2 separate regions of the Homo sapiens genome follow, and region 2 is linked to region 1. Evidence: chromatin loops called from intact Hi-C (ENCODE). Cell type or tissue: endothelial cell of umbilical vein. All regions are shown on one strand. Each heading gives the region's core, and the rest is flanking DNA. Links, peaks and the distances in the headings are about the cores only.

Region 1 (5,369 bases), core at 300-5,299:
TCCTGCCTCAGCCTCCCAAGTACCTGGGACTACAGGTGGATGCTGCCACACCCAACTAATTTTTTTCTTTTTTTTTGTATTTTAGTAGAGACGGGGTTTCACTGTGTTGCCCAGGCTGGTCTCGAACTCCTGAGCTCAGACAATCCACCTGTCTCGGCCTCCCAAAGTGCTGGGATTACAGGCGCGAGCCACCGCGCCCGGCCAAATGACAGCCTCTTAAAAGTGATAGAAATATTTTAAGTATGTGACTTTCTCTGCAATGTTTTTTGTGTTCCTGCGTGTATTACAGAATGTTCTTTTCCAAATAGTAAGGTTTAGAGAGGGTACTTAGAGTTCAACAAGTTATTCCCCCAAATTACCAGTCTCCTTCAAGAATGAAAATGTTGGAATTTTGAATGTTTTGTCCATGAATTGAGGAAAATTTTGGATATATGACTCACTTTATGCAAATTACTCTATCAGCTTTGTCCACCTTTGTCTAGTTTCTAAACTGTGAAGTTCTCCAGTATAGTGACATTTGCTAAGAAATCTGAATCCAGACCAGGTGCAGTGGCTCATGCCTGTGGTCTGGCACTTTGGGAGGCTGAGGTAGGAGGATCTCTTGAGCCTGGGCATTTGAGACCATCCTGGGCAACATAGTGAGACCCTGTCTCATTAAAAAAAAAAAAAAGAAATTTGAATCCAAGTATGTAACTCATTTTCCTAAAAATAATGTGTCAGATCACTGTAGTTTCATCTTAAACATCATAAAGATGGGGCCGGGCGCAGTGGCTCACGCCTGTAGTCCCAGCACTTTGGGAGGCCAAGGTGGGCGGATCACGAGGTCAGGAGATCGAGACCATCCTGGCCAACACGGTGAAACCCCACCTCAACTAAAAATACAAAAAATTAGCTGGGCGTGGTGGCACACGCCTGTAGTCCCAACTACTGGAGAGGCTGAAGCAGGAGAATCGCTTGAACCTCGGAGGCGGAGGTTGCAATGAGCCGAGATCGTGCCACTGCACTGCAGCCTGGGCAACGCAGCAAGACTCTGTCTCAAAAAAAAAAAAAAAAATCGTAAAGATGGCCTTCCAGCTTTATTTTGCTAAGAGTAGTCTTTACGTGGTCCGTGTGGTTTTGTTAACACGGCAGTTTCGATTTACTAGACTAAAACTAGCATATAAAGAAGCTAAGAAGGCTGGCCAACGATCCCACAACCAGCATAAGGTTCTCAGTGTGGCAGTCTCTGTTGTTCAGAGTCCATGTTTTAATTTTTTTCTTTAGCTGCTCATTACTCTGAATCTACAGGGTGTTTTCTGGTAGTTTTAATATAACATCAAATATGCATTTCTTAGGATCACAAATGTGTGCAATATTCTGTTCTTTCAGCCCCTAGAATTCCTCCTGAAAAGAGAATTTTTACAACCACCCATACACCAAATTGTTTGTTCCAGGATGTGGATGAAAGGTACGTGGTCTTGACCCACCCCCTTTTTCATGTTTTTGATATAAAAGCTATTTAGCCAAAGCCAAGACTGCATCTTGGTTTTATAATTACATGATAATGGACAAAAACATGTAATTATATACAGGCAATGAAATAATTATGGAATTACACTGAAAACTTCCTAAGATATGCACATGGTGTAATTGAGGCTTTCTGGAGAGCTGTTGATCTAATTGAGCCTGTCTTAATTCTCCCATATAAACCCATTCGGAGTGGATAATGGTCCAGACAGAGGCGCTGTTGCCTGGGACCAGTGTCAGGGTGGAAGCCGGAGATGCCATTGGCTGGATCCCAGCAGAAGTCTATCTTCCAGCCTGTGTGCTAGAGGCTTCTCCAGGGGACAGGATTTTCTCCATGCCTCAGAGCCCCACTTGGGTCCCTCTCTCTGGGTCTCCCCCTCAGGGTGCTGTAGCAGGTGCGAACAGTCCCAGTGAGATTTGGGAGCACCCATGTTCTGAGTGGCTTCTGCCCCCACCATGCATCTTCTCCCAGCTCCTCCACAAATGCATGAAGACTCCAAAAACACTTGGGCCGGCTAGGTGCAGTGGCTCACACTTATAATCCTAGCACTCTGAGAAGCTGAGATAGGAGCATCACTTGAGGCCAGGAGTCTGAAACCAGCCTGTTTGAAACCAGGAGTTCAAAACGTAGCAAGACCCTGTCTCTGCAAAATAAAATAAAAATTAGCTGGGTGTGGTGGTGTGCACCTGTAGTCCCAGCTACTCAGAGGCTGAGGCAGGGGGATCACTGAGCCTAGGAGTTCAAGGCTACGGTGAGCTATGATTGCACCACTGCACTCCAGCCTAGGTCACAGCAAAAGACCCTGTCTCAAAAAAATAGAAAGAAAAAAAATGTGTGGGCCACTGGCAGTAGTCACCGAAAAGTGACCTCAGAAGATACCACAGGAAGTGGACCAAGAAGCACCAGTGTGCTGGGTTCCTAAAATGAACCAGGTCACCTAGAAGCTGGAGGATCAAGACCTCTCCCTCCTCTACTCTTGGCCCAGGGACACAGGCCCCCATCCTTGGAGTCAGGGCCACACAGCTTCCTGGGGAGGCTCTATGGGTAAAAAGGGATCCGTCACTTCCAGCTCCAGGTGGCTCAGGTGTGTCCGCGGGGCTGCCTGGGGCAGAGCCAGTTTGCAGATGCAGGCTTCTGGACACCACCCTGCCCTGTGGAACCAGGATCTTGGAGGGCAGGGCCTGGGGCCGTATATGTAAAGCAGCCTCTGGAGACTTTTCTTCCTTCAGAGATCTGAGAACTGTCTCTAACCCACTCCCATGCCAACTTGGTGTCCAGCTCAGCCCTGTGCAGGGAGGTTGGCAGACAGGTTCACCTGGCATGATGGGCCACAGCCTGCAAGCTCTCCTTGATGAAGCCTTGTGTGTGGCCTGGCTCACAAAGCCCAAGGACAGCCAGGGCTCCCCCTCCTCCTCCCCTCCTTCTTTTCACCCTCCACCCCCTTTCTGCTCCCTCCTCTTCCTCCTCCCCCTCTTTTTCCTTCCTGTTCCCCCACTCCTCTCCTCTTCCTTCCTCTTCTTCCTCCTTCAGCAAGGCCTTGATGGGACGGATGCCAGGAACATTCTGTATATCCTGTCCAAAGGAAAACATGAGGCCTGAAGAGAGAGCCTCAGACAAGAAGGAGGAAATCAAAGAATAACGCCAGGCCCTTGAGAAAGTTCTGCACCATGGTCTAAAGATTCACAGGGAAAATCCTTCTACACAAGCAGCAGAGTTTGAGGAAACATTGGTTTGGATGCAACAAGTGTTAAGAGGCAGATCGGGAGAAGAAATGGTCGGTGGAGCCGGCAGAGGGCGCTGGACACAAACAGAAGCAGAAGGTGCTGCTGAAGTTCAGCTCCGTCCTGCAATGGAGCAAAGCCACAGCTCTGGGAGGAGGCATGAGCTCAAAGGGCAGAGGCCCAGCCAGCCACCGAGACTCCAAAGAAGCCACAGTAAACCAACTGGATGCTGAGGCCAAAGTCACACGAGACCAGGCTGGAAAAGAAGCACATACAAAGGGTTTTCCGAGGCCCAGGCAAAACTTGTTAAGCAAAAATCCATGCCAGGTCACATGTGGCCAAACTAATGAATGACACTGAAAAAGAAAAAGATGCTGGAAGGAAGAAAACAAAAGCATGATCATGACTTATCTCTTGGGAGGTGAAACGCAGAGCTGAAGCACTCAGGCCCCAGCAGAGGGAGCCTCCTTCAGCGTCCTGGACAGTGAACCTTCGTTTGCTATTGATTAAAAGTCTAGCTGGTTCTGTTAGTCCAACTTTTGATCTCCGGGGGTGGGGGAGGGGGTGGGGTTTGGAGTGTATCTTCTCTTTCCAGGGAATAAGATGGTTCTTAGTGACAATCTCCTCATCTGTTTGGATGCCAATCCTAGCGTGTGTCTGCTTGCCTTCCAGGGCGGTCCCTCTCCTGGGCTACCTACCTCAGGACCTGATTGAAACCCCAGTGCTCGTGCAGCTCCACCCTAGTGACAGGCCCTTGATGCTGGCCATCCACAAAAAGAGTAGGTCCCCTTTTCATGGTACATCCTGAAGTGTTTGGCGGAAGTTCCTGTGTCCTTGGGGCTGCTTCTTGGGACCAGTCTAGCTCTGACAGGTCAGATCAGCTAAGGACAAGCAGGTGGTAGACGCCCGCCTCGCCGCCTCCCTCCTGGCACTGCAGTGCCCAGTGGAGTCGAGAGAGAGGGGTAAACTCATGTGAGTTCCTTTGTGGCCAGTTGTTTCTCAGTCCGTGGCCTGAGTCCGTAGCATCTTATGTTTACTGTTGGCTTCAGTGGCGCATGGGAGGAGGGGAGACCAGTTCATCTGTGGCTAGGAAGGTTCTCACCAGGCCAGGGGAGTGCACAGTGCATGTCCTCACCAAGCCCAGCCCTCATAGATGCAAGTGACACTAGCAGAGGTGAAACATGGGATGAAACAGCTCCTGCTGGAAACAGCCTCCTGGTAATCTACAGCAAAAACAGGAGGTTGAAAGCAGTGGCTTTGAAGAAGTGTTCATACCCCTACAGTTTGCAAATGATCCTGGGCCTGAGTGACTCTTGACTTGTCTCTCTCTACTATAAATCCTGTTTGCTCCCCTTTTCCCCTGAATGCTGGCTTTTGCTCTCCTAGTCCTGCAGTCAGGCGGGCAGCCTTTCGACTATTCTCCCATTCGGTTTCGCGCCCGGAACGGAGAGTACATCACGTTGGACACCAGCTGGTCCAGCTTCATCAACCCATGGAGCAGGAAAATCTCCTTCATCATTGGGAGGCACAAAGTCAGGGTGTGAGTGCTCCAAGGGCCCGAGGTGGCTCAGGGGTCTTGGGCGGGGGTCTCGGGCTGTCCTCACCTCCCAGCAACAGATGGCATAGGGAGGGGCTGAGAGGCCAAGACCGAAACCTTGCTTCCTGCCACCAATCTGGAGCCCCAGACTGCTAGGCAGGGGTGACCTGTCCTCTGCCCCCAAGTGGGAGGGACCTCATTCAAGCAGAGTAGGGAGTGGACAGGCAGCAGCCTGGGGGGCTGCAGGGGAGAGGCAGAGGGCCCACCCAGGCAGGCAGCATGTAGTGGCTATACAGTCACGCCAGAGAGGTCCTCCTGTGGGGCCCCATCTAACAAGATGAATTAAAACCACGCAGGGGCCCTTTGAATGAGGACGTGTTTGCAGCCCACCCCTGCACAGAGGAGAAGGCCCTGCACCCCAGCATTCAGGAGCTCACAGAGCAGATCCACCGGCTCCTGCTGCAGGTGGGTGTGGTGCCTGCATGTCCTCCTCCCAGGTAGCAGCCTGAGAGCCCCCTGCAGAGGACATAGGCTCTGAACCCTGGTCCTGGCACACCCACTCAGACAGCTTCATCTGTCATTCTCTGAACATCCCCCAGGGGAC
Region 2 (5,369 bases), core at 283-5,282, 57 kb before region 1:
ATTCCTGGAACATTTTCATTTTGTCCCTGTTGAGGTTTTCCCAGGATGCTGGCAGTTAAAATTGTGAGCAATAGGCTGGGTACAGTAGCTCACACCTGTAATCTCGGCACTTTGGGAGGCCGAGGCAGGCGGATCACCTGAGGTCAGGAGTTCGAGATCAGGCCGGACAACATGGCGAAACCCCATCTCTACTAAAAATAGAAAAATTAGCTGGACATGGTGGCATGTGCCTGCAGTCCCAGCTACTCAGAAGGCTGAAACAGGAGAATTGCTTGAACCTGGGAGGCGTAAGTTGCAGTGAGTGGAGACTGTGTCACTGCACTCCAGCCTGGGCGACAGAGCAAGAATCCCTCTAAAAAAAAAAAAAAAATTGTGAACAATAACTGTAAGTGACAAGAGACATTAACGTCACAGTATCCACACTTAGCTTAATGAAACGGGGTGGTTAGTGTAGCTATAGCTAAAATACTAATATAGCAATGTGTGTATAATATTCAGTACAGTAAAGCATTTTCATAAGAGGCTCTCCACCTATTATCTGAAAATCCTTTCCAATATGTCAGTCATTCTAACAACTTTATCAAGTAGGTCATAATTTATTTATCTTTACACAGGGAGAGAAATCAACTTTGGCATTAGATGAGGAAGTCTATGGGAGAAGAGCAGACCAGTCGTTCCTAATTGGGAACATGCAACTCGTTCCACACACCCTATCTACCTGGCCAAGAAGGCAATTCTTTTTTTTTTTTTTTTTTTTTTTTTTTGAGACAGGGTCTTACTCTGTCACCCAGGCTAGAGTGCAGTGTTACAATCACAGCTCACTGCATCCTCAACCTTCCCGGCTCAAGCAATCTTCCCTACTCAGCCTCCTGAGTAGCTGGGATTACAGGTGCACCACCACACTCAGCTAATTTTTGTATTTTCAGTAGAGATGGAGTTTTAACCATGTTGGCCAGGCTGGTCTTGAACATCTGGGCTCAAGTGATCTGCCCGCCTTGGCCTCCCAGAGTGCTGGGATTACAGGCGTGAGCCACAGCACCCAGCCCATGTTCCTCCTCCTCTCCCATTAGGATTCCTCTGACCAACTATGCGGTAGTGACTGGACAGCCACCGTGAGCTGAGCGCCATCACTGCCCCACAAGGATAAGGCACACTCCCTGCACCTCCCTCCTGGGGCTCTGCATTTCAGTGGGACAGACAGGCCTGGGAGAATAAAGGTTTTGGCAGCCACAGCTAGAGTGGGCTGGGCTCACACTGGCTCTTGTTCCCTCTGGGTCAGAGGACGGGTACCCGCCTACTTCACGGGACGGTGGTGATGCGGCACATTGTCCCCCTCCCACCGGGCTATCCACACAGCAGGTCCTCTCCCCACACACTGTCCAGGACAGGCTGTAAGTGCTGCACCAGCTGGGAGGACATGACCAGGGCTGGCGAGGCCCTGGGATGTGGGTGGATTCGAGAGCATTTTTAGGCACTGTTTTAACACAGAGGCACACGCTCCAGGAGACCACACGTTATAAGCTAAGGTAGGAGGGCAGAACCAGTAAAGCAAAGTCTGTGCAAGAATAAGGCACCCAACCTGTTGAAAAGAGTGAGAAACAGAGCTTGAGGACCATCACCAGGTGAGGTCATGAGGCCCTGGAAGTCTGCAAGTCCAACCTGAATCCTAAATCCCAAAACACACCTCTGAGTTCCCACGTGCCCTTGGGTCCACCATGGAAATGGGTGCTGCGCCCGCTGCAGTGACGCTCCTGAGAGTTACCAGGGAGTTACCACGAGCCTTGACAGGTCCCACTCAACAGGGGATGTTTGTTGTGCAATTTCTATGTACCTTACCCAGTGCAGATCACCAGAGCCATGCTAATAAGCAAGCCAGGGTCTCCGTCACGGAGGAGCACACCATCCGCAAGTGGAAAAAGCTACAGAGACCACCAATCTCAACGTAGGGCAGGCTGTGCAGCTCTGTTACAGTCTTTCCTGCCAAGTCCCCCTACAGCCGCCTCCACTAAATCCACCCGCAGGCATTTATTAAGCACCCAAAATGTGGTATGGAGGGAAACTTTGGGGCAGAAGGGTTGTATAAAAAATATTATTTCCATTCTCCCAGGATTTAGGGAGTGCCTTCCACGTGCTACATACTTCAGGGCAAGCGAGAGGGGTTCTGCAAGGTTAGACGAGGCAGGAGTCACAGAAGCAGCTCTGCCAGCAATAATGGAAGATGCACTCTAAGGAAATACAAGGGCAGGCAGGGAAGAAGTAAGAATGCTCCTGAGGGCCCGGAGCCTCCTTGTAAGCGGCGGCCCGGAGCCGGGGGAGGGGCAGGACCTCCTCACGGAGGGCGCCGCGGAATTGGGCCTACAGGCCGGGCTCCCAGGCAGGGGCCGCACAGAACTCTCGCCCCGACCCCGGAACTGACCCCGGCCCCCGACCCGCACCCTGTGCCCGGCCCACACCCGGCCCTGAACAGGTCCCCGACCTGCACCCCGAGCCCGGCCCACACCCGGTTCACACCCGGCCCGGGCCCCGACTCCGGCCCAGCCCCGGCCCCCGACCCGCACCTGAGCCCGAGCCCGGCTCGCACCCGGCGCCACCCGGCCCGGGCCCTGACCTCGGCGCCCACCGGAATCCCGACCCGCACCTGGCCGGGCCCGGTCCCCGGCGCCCACCTCCGTGATGATGTCGTGCAGGTAGCGGAACGGGGGCTTGCTCAGCAGCTTCTCGGTCAGCGGCGGCCTCCGAATCACTTTCCCCAGCGCCTCCTGCGTCCGCCTCACCACCGCCGCGTTCATGACGGCGTCCGCCGCCCGCTGGCCGCCCGCGCCCCTCAGCCGGCCTGGCCGAGCCTAAGCCCGGGTCCCTGGCCGCCGCCGGCCCCGCCGCCGCCGCCGCCCGGTCCTGCCAGGACGCGCCGCTCCGGTTTCCATCCCACAGTGCACCGGAGCCCACCACAGCGCCTGCGCGGCCGCCGCAGGGCGTTCGGTCACTAGGGCTGCGCGGCCTTAGCAACGGACGCGCCGCGGCGCCCCGCCCCCTGCCCGCCTTCCAGCGCCCGCGCAGGCAGGAGTGGGGGTTCCGCGGGAGGGATTTGCGGGAGTGCGGCTGTGCCAGAGCAGGCGGGGCGCGGCGGGGCGGGGAAAGGGGATCTGGGATCGGGCGCCTGGCCCCTCCTCTGCCGAGCGACGGCCTCGGGAAGCCGGTGTTCGCTCGCGTTAGAGGCGACTGCCTGAGGACTGATTAAGAACAAGGTAACCTCCAAGATCTGTGCCGCCTGTTTCCCAAATCTCAAGGGCTTTCGAAGGCACTGGTTCATCGGAGGGGACGGCACTAAGTTATCCCAAAACACACGGAATAGAAAATACGCTGTCCTGGCTGGTAATTAATAAGGCTTCTTGGGCAAGTCACCTGTTTTCTCTGAGACTTCACTTCTGCTCCCACAAAGCAGGACTAGTGTGCCCGCTGCCTAACCCACCTCCCAAGAAGGTAAATGGTGACTAAATGCTGTGTCGGTGCTCTGAAACCGGGACAAAGCCATGCCTAGTTGTCCTACTAGGTGTCCGTGATTCTTTACCACCTGTCCTCTGTCCATCATGCACAGGCCTACCGCAGAAATCCTTCCGGCGATTTGAGAGCTCTGGGGTCTGTAGTTCTTCTAATGAGAACACCATTATAACCTTTTTTTTTTTTTGAGACGAAGTCTGACTCTGTCGCCCAGGCTGGAGTGCAGTGGCACGATCTTGGCTCACTGCAACCTCCACCTCCCAGGTTCAAGTGATTCTCCTGCCTCAGCCTCATGAGTAGCTGCGACTTCAGGCTCCCGACACCACACCAGCCTCGCTTTTGCATTATTAGTAGAGACGGGGTTTCACCATGTTGGCCAGGCAGGTCTGGAACTCCTGACTTCAGGCAATCCGTCCGCATCGGCCTCCCAAAGTGCTGGTATTACAGGTGTGCGCGACCGCCCCCATTATAACTTTTAAATTGACCTTCATTTTTACCATTTTCAGGCCTCCTCATTTTTTGTGGAGATCTAAATCGCCATCTGGTGTCATACCCCTCCTGTCTGAAGAACTTCCTTTAATATTTCTTCTAGCACAGTTCAGTTGGTAATGGAAAAGTTATACAGACAACCAATTTCAATGCCAGTCAGGCTGTATGGTTTATCAACAAATACTAAATTGCATTTTTATAGTTTTCCTTCCATGTCCCCCTATAACCACCTCCAGTAAATTCAGCCACAAATATTTATTAAGCATAGAAGTATAGAATTCTAGAGTTGGGAGGTCAGGAGTTCGAGACCAGCCTGACCAACATGGTGAAACCCCGTCTCTACTTAAAATACAAAATATTAGCTGGGTGCAGAGGCGGGCGCCTGTAATCCCAGCTACCAGGAAGGCTGAGGCAAGAGAATCACCTGAACCCAGGAGACAGAGCTTGCAGTGAGCCGAGGTCATGCCACTGCAATCCAGCCTGGGTGACAGAGTGAGACTCCGTCTCAAAAAAAAAAAAAAAGAATTCTAGGGGTACAGTGGCTCACGCCTGTAATCCCAGCACTTTGGGAGCCTGAGGCAGGCAGATCACTTAAGGTCAGGAGTTTGAGACCAGCCTGGCCAAAATGGTGAAAGCCTGTCTCTACTAAAAATATAAAAATTAGCTGGGCGTAGTGGTGTGTGCCTGTAACCCCAGCTACTTGGAAGGCTGAGGCACAAGAATCGCTTGAACCCGGGGGTTGGAGCTTGCAGTGAGCCAAGATGGCACCACTGCACTCCTGCCTGGGCAACAGAGCAAGACTCTGTCTTTAAAAAACAAAAACAAACAAAAAGAAAAGTGTAGCATTCTAGACTGACTGTTTTTGTTTTTCAGTACTTTAAGGATGTTACTCCATTGACTTCTGGCTTGCGTAGTTTCTGAATAAAAGTCTTCCGTAATTCTTTGTTCTTCTGTCTATTGTTTCTGGCTGCCTTCAAGATTTTATTTTTATTATTGGTTTGCCAGAAGTTTGCACATGGTATATCTAGATGTGGGGGTCTCTTCTACTTAAAATTTATATTTTATTATTTACATACAATAAAATTCACACATTTTAAGTGTGCAGGTTGATACATTTTGGTAATTATATACAATTATGTTACCACCACCACAATCAGAATACAGAACAGTCCCTGCACCCTAAAACATTTCTTGCTGCTTATTTGCAGCCCATCTCCTTCCCCACCCCAGCCCCAGGCAGCCACTAATCTGGTTTCTGTCATTATAATTTTGCCTCTTCTAGAGTTTCATATAAATGGAATCATGCAGTACACAGTCTTTTGTATTTCATTATTTCTCTTATATTTTTGAGATTCATTCATATTGTTACACGTATATTAATA

Evidence for each region. A loop is a pair of places that touch in the nucleus more often than their neighbours do. Peaks named below come from ENCODE experiments on the same cell type or tissue, not always from the same donor. Only the 100,000 strongest peaks of a DNase experiment are listed, where the experiment ranks them.
Region 2: a loop joins it to region 1, with 2.7 times the contacts of the local background. A loop is called at or near these places in 18 of 110 quality-filtered maps.

What each region holds. Positions count from the first base shown.
Region 1 is chr2:238,261,590-238,266,958 of GRCh38, reverse strand. PER2 (period circadian regulator 2) reads left to right here. Exons shown (of 23, transcript NM_022817.3): 9 at 1,369-1,447; 10 at 3,901-4,007; 11 at 4,615-4,768; 12 at 5,122-5,230. Among named protein-coding and RNA genes, the nearest start is that of HES6, 24 kb to the right of the region's middle. RefSeq lists an enhancer at 2,676-3,176. In endothelial cell of umbilical vein, for the core only: a CTCF peak has its summit at 3,298 (motif pointing right); a DNase peak (open chromatin) is centred at 3,288.
Region 2 is chr2:238,318,083-238,323,451 of GRCh38, reverse strand. TRAF3IP1 (TRAF3 interacting protein 1) reads right to left here and starts at 2,934. Exons shown (of 17, transcript NM_015650.4): 1 at 2,667-2,934. The coding sequence starts at 2,789. RefSeq lists silencers at 2,441-2,670, 2,801-3,280. In endothelial cell of umbilical vein, for the core only: no CTCF peak of the experiment used is centred there; a DNase peak (open chromatin) is centred at 3,051; H3K4me3 peaks cover 1,741 bases.